Regions from separate parts of the Homo sapiens genome. Here region 2 is linked to region 1. The links are chromatin contacts, found by Hi-C or POLR2A ChIA-PET in ENCODE. All regions are on one chromosome and are shown on one strand. Each heading gives the region's core, a stretch centred on a gene start or an enhancer-like site at or near the end of the contact. The rest is flanking DNA. Distances are from core to core; before and after follow the strand shown. Region 1 has its middle 16 kb from the start of LINC01778. Region 2 has its middle 23 kb from the start of LINC01778.

Region 1 (3,258 bases), core at 57-2,556:
CCACTCTGCTTCTAAGGCAGAGGATGGGGGGTGGTGGTGTAATTCATGTCTCAGGGAGATAAAATTCTGCACAACTTCCTTTGCTGCACAGAACCCAGTGGGAGACAAGGGGGACAATGGATATTCCAGAGCCTTTGCAGGTTTTCCGGAGCTGCGGCTCCACAGGGGACCTGGAGTGGGTGGCCTTTGGTGGAGCAGGAATATTTTGTGGGTCTCCAGAGGTTGGTAAGAGAGGAGAGGGAGGTTGAGTTCTAAGGAAGCAGAGCCCTGAATGCGGGGAAGGCGGGCTGAGTGCTATGATGGTGTAAAGACTTCTTGTGGCCCTAAACTTCATGAGAGTCAGCTATGTGCACACGTGCCCTGGGTAAGGGTGTTGGAGGCAGACTTGGGGATGCAGGAAAAGAGGCCTGTTCCATCTCTGGAATGTGATGCAGACAGCAATAGCACTGCTGGCCGGCAAGATGACCCACACATGGAAACACTTAATTAATTAATGAAAAGCGTTGTCCTAGGCAATGGAAATTCATTAGAAGTTGAAGCAGAAAGATCCCTGCTCTCAAGGGCTCGTGTTCTAGAGGCAGAGGCAGAAAACAGGCCAGGAAATGAATGAATAAGCACTTCAAGTATGCTGAGTGCTCCGAAGATAATGACTCAGAGAGAGCCTGGTAGGTGGCCCCTTTAGACGGTGCGGGTTGGGGGGCCTCTCTTGGAAGCTGATGTTTGATTTGAGCTGACAGCTGAAGGATAAGAACTGGCCATCTCATGAGAAGCCCAGAAAGAGTGCTCCAGAAAGAGCAACCTCCGACTGTCCTGGCCATGCGTTCATTTTCTCCACCAGAAACGAATGCTCTCTACTCCGAGTGCCTTCATATCGACTCCAGGTCTCTCTCAGGGGTCCCGTGACTTCTGATACAGACCCTCTTTCCAGCCCTTAAAAACACTCAGCTTCATTGGTAATAATAACAATAAAGCCAGCACACCTATGCAATACCACTGTCATCTTGTACATTTAGGGGATTAAAAAAAAGTAACTGGTGAGGATCTAGTGAAATGTCTCTCTTATACGCTGCAGGTGGAACTGCGAATTGGGAACCCCTTTGAAAGCAACTGGAAAATATTTATTGAAAGCCATAAAAATGTTCCTATTTCTGGAACCAGTAATCTTATTTGAGGATCTGTCCTAGGGAAATAATATAAACTATGGAAAAAGTCTGTGCACAAAGATGTCCAGTTGAATGTTATTTATAAGAATGCAAAACAACACTGCTTCAGTGTGCAATGACAAGGGAAAGGTGGTGATGGGTCAACCCAATGGTATATGAGGTCATCATGAGAGCTGAAACAGTGAAGCCATATCTTTGCAGTCACATGAATCTTAGCTCAAATCCTGACTCTTCCAGTTTCTTTTTCTTTTCTTTCTTTCTTTCTTTCTTTTTTTTTTTTTTTTTGAGATAGTCTCGCTCTGTTGCCCAGGCTGGAGTGCAGTGGCACAATCTCGTCTCACTGTAACCTCCGCCTCCTGGGTTCAAGTGATTCTCCTGCTTCAGCCTTCTGAGTAGCTGGGATTACAGGCCTGTACCACCATACCCAGCTAATGTTTGTATTTTTAGTAGAGACGGGGTTTTGCCGTGTTGGCCATGCTGGTCTCAAACTCCTGACCTCAGGTGATCCACCTGCCTCAGCCTCCCAAAATGCTGGGATTACAGGTGTGAGCCACCACACCTGGCCTGACCCTTCCAGTTTCTGCTGTGTGATCTTGGTCAAGTTCTTTAATCTCACAGGGCCACTGGGCCTCAGTTTCCTGATAGAACAGGGTATCATTCATCTTATTTTTCATGAGCAGAGGAGTCATTTCCATGAAGAGCTGCATTCCAGGCAGCAGGTGGTCAGTGCTCCAGCAACCCTCCTCCTCCCCCACAGTGACAGCTCACCAAGCACTTTTACTTCCATAATCTCATGCAATCTTGACAACCTCAGGACGATTATTTCCACTTGGCAGATAAAGAAACTGAGGCTAAGTGAGGAGGAGAGTAAAAGTCACCCAGCAGTTAAGAGGGATAATCAGGACTTGTCCCCAGGGCTTCTGACCTTTGCATGTGCGTAGGCAACTCCTACGCATCCTTCAAGACCCAGTTCAAATATCACCTCTTCTAGGGAGCCTGTCCTGATACCTCCCTGTCTGTGCTCCTGTGGCACAGGGAGGCTTGTGACCTGGAGGCATGCAGGGGCTTTGGCAGAAAGTTTAGCTCCAGATTCAAGGCCCAGCTTCCCCCTCCCCCACCTCCTGAGAAGATGGAGTGGCAATCACTCTGGTTATATCTCCCTCCTGATTTAATAGGTGAAAAAGAGGGTTTAACTTTCTTTGGTACTCAGAGGGTGGTGAGGTTAAAAAATGAAGCACGTTCTTCGAAATGACAGCTGTCCTTTTTTCTTCAGCATGGATGACTCTGGAAATGTCCCCTGCGTGGGCATGCGCCATTTAATAGAGCATGGCCTCGGGCCTCAGTTGCCCTGTCTGTCCAGTAGAGTACTTCCTCGGAGGGTTGTGGGGGGTCTGCATGAGTTAATTTATGTAGAGCTTTCTTCACAGTGACTACTGGAAGCATGGCACGAATGTGAGCTATTATTTTCATTAATCTTATTACTGAAGGGCACACTTTGCACGGGGTAATTGCCTGTTTACTGAGAGGCCTCCCCGGGCCAAGCGCAGGGCCCGAGGCAGGGCCTGGCAGGATGCCCGGCTCCGCAGAGCGCAGCGAGGGGAGGAAGAAATGAAGAGATGTCCCCGGGGAGGTGATATTTGAGTGGGGAGAAGACGGAGAGGCTCCGGGAAGGCACCCGAGGCCACGGCCAAGGCAATAATGAAATGCGCGGCTGCGGCTTCCGGGGCGCGCCCCGGGGAGCCCTTGGGACCCGCTAAGCTGGAGCTTAACCCCGGCGAGGGGCGGCGGGCGGCGGCCCGGGGCGGGGGCGGGGTGGGAAGCATCCCACAGTCCGGATCCGCTGGCTGGACAGGGGCGGGTGTCTCCGTGAGGCCCCCAGGCTCGGGTTCTGCCCCACCCAGCGCGGCCCTGTCGCCTCGCCCCGGATTATTTACCCCCAACCCGACCTCACTCCTAGCCTGCAGCTAGGACCCGAGGTCGGGAGTCAGCCAGCTCTCATTCTGGTCCCGACCCAGCCTCTCACCAGCCGTGTGACCTTGGGGAGGGCACTGAACCTTAGGCGCTCCGAGCCTCAGTTCCCGCCTCTGCAAACTGG
Region 2 (2,962 bases), core at 264-2,763, 39 kb before region 1:
AAGGCTCTTATTATTAGTGCAGCCTTTGGGAGGTTGGGGGCACAAGTCAGGATTTCAGACCTGGAGGGGCTGGACACCAGGCAGACAGTCAAAGCTGGGGCTGGTTGCTGGGGTGGGAGAATCAAAGTGAGAATAACAGCATCTACTGTCTGAGGACTTTCTGTGAGTTTGACTCAGGGCTGGGTGGTTTAGATGAATTACTTGTAAGATCTGCACCACAACCCATAACAGTGTTGTGGGTCTAATTGTGTCCCCCAGAAAAACAAGCTCACATTCTAACCCCTGTACCTGTGAATGTGGCCTTATTTGGAAATAGGGTCTTTGCAGATGTAATCAGGTCAAAACGAAGTCACAGTGGATTGTAGTGGGCTCTAATCCACTGACCAATGTCCTTATAAGAAGAGGGACATTTGGATACACACCTACACAGAGGGAAGACAAAGACGGGGGCAGAGATGGGAGTTATGCAGCCACAAACCAAGGAACATCAAGGATCTCTGGCCACCACCAGAAGCTAGGAGAGAATCATCCACATCATTTTCCCCCAGAGCAAACCCTGCCAAAAATCATGGCAGGAACCAACCCTGCCAAAAATCTTGTTTTCAGACTTTTGGTCCCCAGAACTAGGAGAGATTGAATATCTGTTGTCTTAAGCCAACAAGTTTGTGGCAGTTTGTTTATGGCAGCACTAGGGAACTAACATGACCTCTATTTCATAGACGAGGAAACAGAAGCTCAGAGAGGTTAAGTCACTAGCCTAAGGCACACAGCCGGCAAGTACCAAGGTCAGGATTTGCACCCGGGGATGCAAAGCCTCTGCTCCTAGCCAGTGGCATGTCAGACTGGCCACCTTGAGTTAAAGTTGTTTGTGCCCAGGTTTTGCAGAGTGGGTCTGGCTGGTCTCTGTGTCCCCAGGGACAAGTGTCACGAAGCCGGATGGTGTGTGCATGTTAAAGACAAAGGGGTCCTGCAGGAGACCCCAAGCCTCCTTCCTCAGGGCTCCAGCTGGGGAGGCGACAGTGGCCGAGGATCACATCCTAGGTCATCAGGGCACTGAAAAGTCAAGCTCCAGGCTCTGACAGTGTCTCGGGGGCCCTGACTGAGGGTCCACTGGGTGCCGAGGGCCCCAGATGAAGCTGGCCCATGTTTTCAGAAGACTCAGGTTTTAATCCCAGCCTTACTTCTCACCAGCCTTGTGACCTATGACCTGGGGCAAGTCACCTCACCTCCTTGGGCCACAGTTTCCTCATCTGGAAAATGGGCATGAGACTCTCAGGGCTGAGACGAGGGCAAGGTCAGAAAGCGCTTTGGGAGCAGCTGAGCTGGAGACAAAGGGCGATTGTTGCTGGTGCTTCTCTCACCCACACAGGGCCGCCCGCCCCGGGAGATGACGCAGGGAAGGTTGCCCCAGCGACAAGTTTCCTCCATTACAGAGGGGAGCTGCAGGGAGGGGAGGGAGGGGCTGGATGCAGTGGCCCGGATTCCCTCTGGGAAACAGGAAGTCCCTGCTGCCCAGGTCACTGCCCCGGCTGCAGGAAACCGGCTGACTCCGTCCGCTCCTGTTCCCCCTCCCAGCCCAGGAAGGGACTCACTCTCTTGTCACAGCCAGGCCCAGCTTCTGAAGGCAACTCTCAGACCTGCTGGGCCCCAAGAGGGGAAGGCACCTGCCTCAGGTCACCCAGCACACAGAGGCGCGCAGAAGCAGGACTCAGGACTCGTGGACTCTCAGAGCTTAGCATAACAGCGTCACTGATGGCTTTTGTCTGTGCCTTCCTGTCAGACTCTGCTGAACGCCCTACAAGTAACAGCCCATCCAGTCCTCAGAACCCTATGAGGCAGCTCCACGATTACCCCTATTTTACAGATGAGGAAACTGAGCCAAAGGTTTGTCCAATAGCCGCCCCAGGTCACACAGCTCATAGGTAGCAGCGTCAGGATTTGCACCAGCCAGTCAAAGCTGAATAAAGTCCCATAGCATCTGGCCCAGTTCTCCCATTTTGAAATGGGGAAATTGAGGCTAGAGAGGGGAAGGGACATGCCTCAAACCACACAACAGGTTAATGGCAGGCTGGGGCTGGCCTCAGGCCCCCTGGGGTGGACCCAGTTGCTTGCCACCCTCTTCATTTTTACTCACAGAGCCCAGACTTTCTTCATGGTGGCAAAAGGCGCCCAGACTAAAAGACCAAAACTGTTTTTTTTCCCCTTCTCCCTGGTTTATTGGGATGCCACATGACACATTCTAGCCCATGAAATCTGAGCAGGTTCACTGAGTGTGTCTTCAGGAAAGTCTGGAGGCCACCCAGGGGTATTATAGGCTTTTGGCTCCTTGCCAGTCCCCTTCCTCCTGCCCAGAACGCAGGCAAGATGCTGGCCCCAGAGCAGCCACTTTGTGGTCCTGAGGCCACGAATCTGAGGAGGAAGCCGTGAAACTGAGGAACAAGCCACAGGTGGAAGACGGCTGAGTGGAGCGAGGAGGGTGCCCAATGGCTTTGGGGTATGCTTCTCCCAGCCCGGGGTCTGCCTTCTCCTGGACTTCTTGTTAGGGGAGAACATCCCTCTGATTTAAAGCTCAGTTTTTTTTGTTTGTTTTTAATTTTGTTGCTTGTAGCTGATGTAGTTTTTACTTATTTGTGTCTAGACTGTCTGAGTCTTAAATTTTAATCAAGTTGGTGTTGCAAGAACCCTGCGGAAATATCTAGTTGATTTTCAAATTCTGTGCATCTGTGCTTTAGGGGAGCTGTGAAGCCAAAACCACTGATTCAAATTACACAGATGTGTATGCCTACCTCTCAATTTTCCAGGCATTACAGGAGGACCCCATCTCCTTGCTTATCAAAGAGAAGCTCTGTTTTTCTGCTGCTAAAAAATGTCTAAAAGCCACAACCAGTCAAACCGTTATGGAGAAGGTGAGGAAACTGAGGCTCAGAGAGACCGTGGTGGACTGAAGCTGAGGACAGCAGGG

What was found. A loop is a pair of places that touch in the nucleus more often than their neighbours do. ChIA-PET counts read pairs that join two places held with the same protein, here RNA polymerase II (POLR2A). Pooled maps may share reads with other maps.
Region 2: a map of heart left ventricle shows a loop between it and region 1 (3-fold over the local background). The contact joins two enhancer-like sites. A Hi-C loop is called at or near these places in 23 of 168 maps with a recorded cell type or tissue (A673, B cell, Caco-2 and 16 more), 3 of 37 single-sample maps with no recorded cell type and 23 of 50 pooled maps. POLR2A ChIA-PET finds 5 or more read pairs at or near these places in 8 of 52 experiments (A549, A673, AG04450 and 5 more).

The regions. Positions count from the first base shown.
Region 1 is chr1:30,807,104-30,810,361 of GRCh38, reverse strand. No RefSeq gene overlaps it. Among named protein-coding and RNA genes, the nearest start is that of LINC01778, 16 kb to the left of the region's middle. RefSeq lists an enhancer at 1-430. Within about 2 kb of position 1,306, at least 3 of the 41 ENCODE cell types and tissues checked have a DNase peak (open chromatin) inside an H3K27ac peak, as active enhancers do.
Region 2 is chr1:30,846,127-30,849,088 of GRCh38, reverse strand. No RefSeq gene overlaps it. Among named protein-coding and RNA genes, the nearest start is that of LINC01778, 23 kb to the right of the region's middle. RefSeq lists an enhancer at 847-1,650 and a silencer at 2,913-2,962. Within about 2 kb of position 1,513, at least 12 of the 41 ENCODE cell types and tissues checked have a DNase peak (open chromatin) inside an H3K27ac peak, as active enhancers do.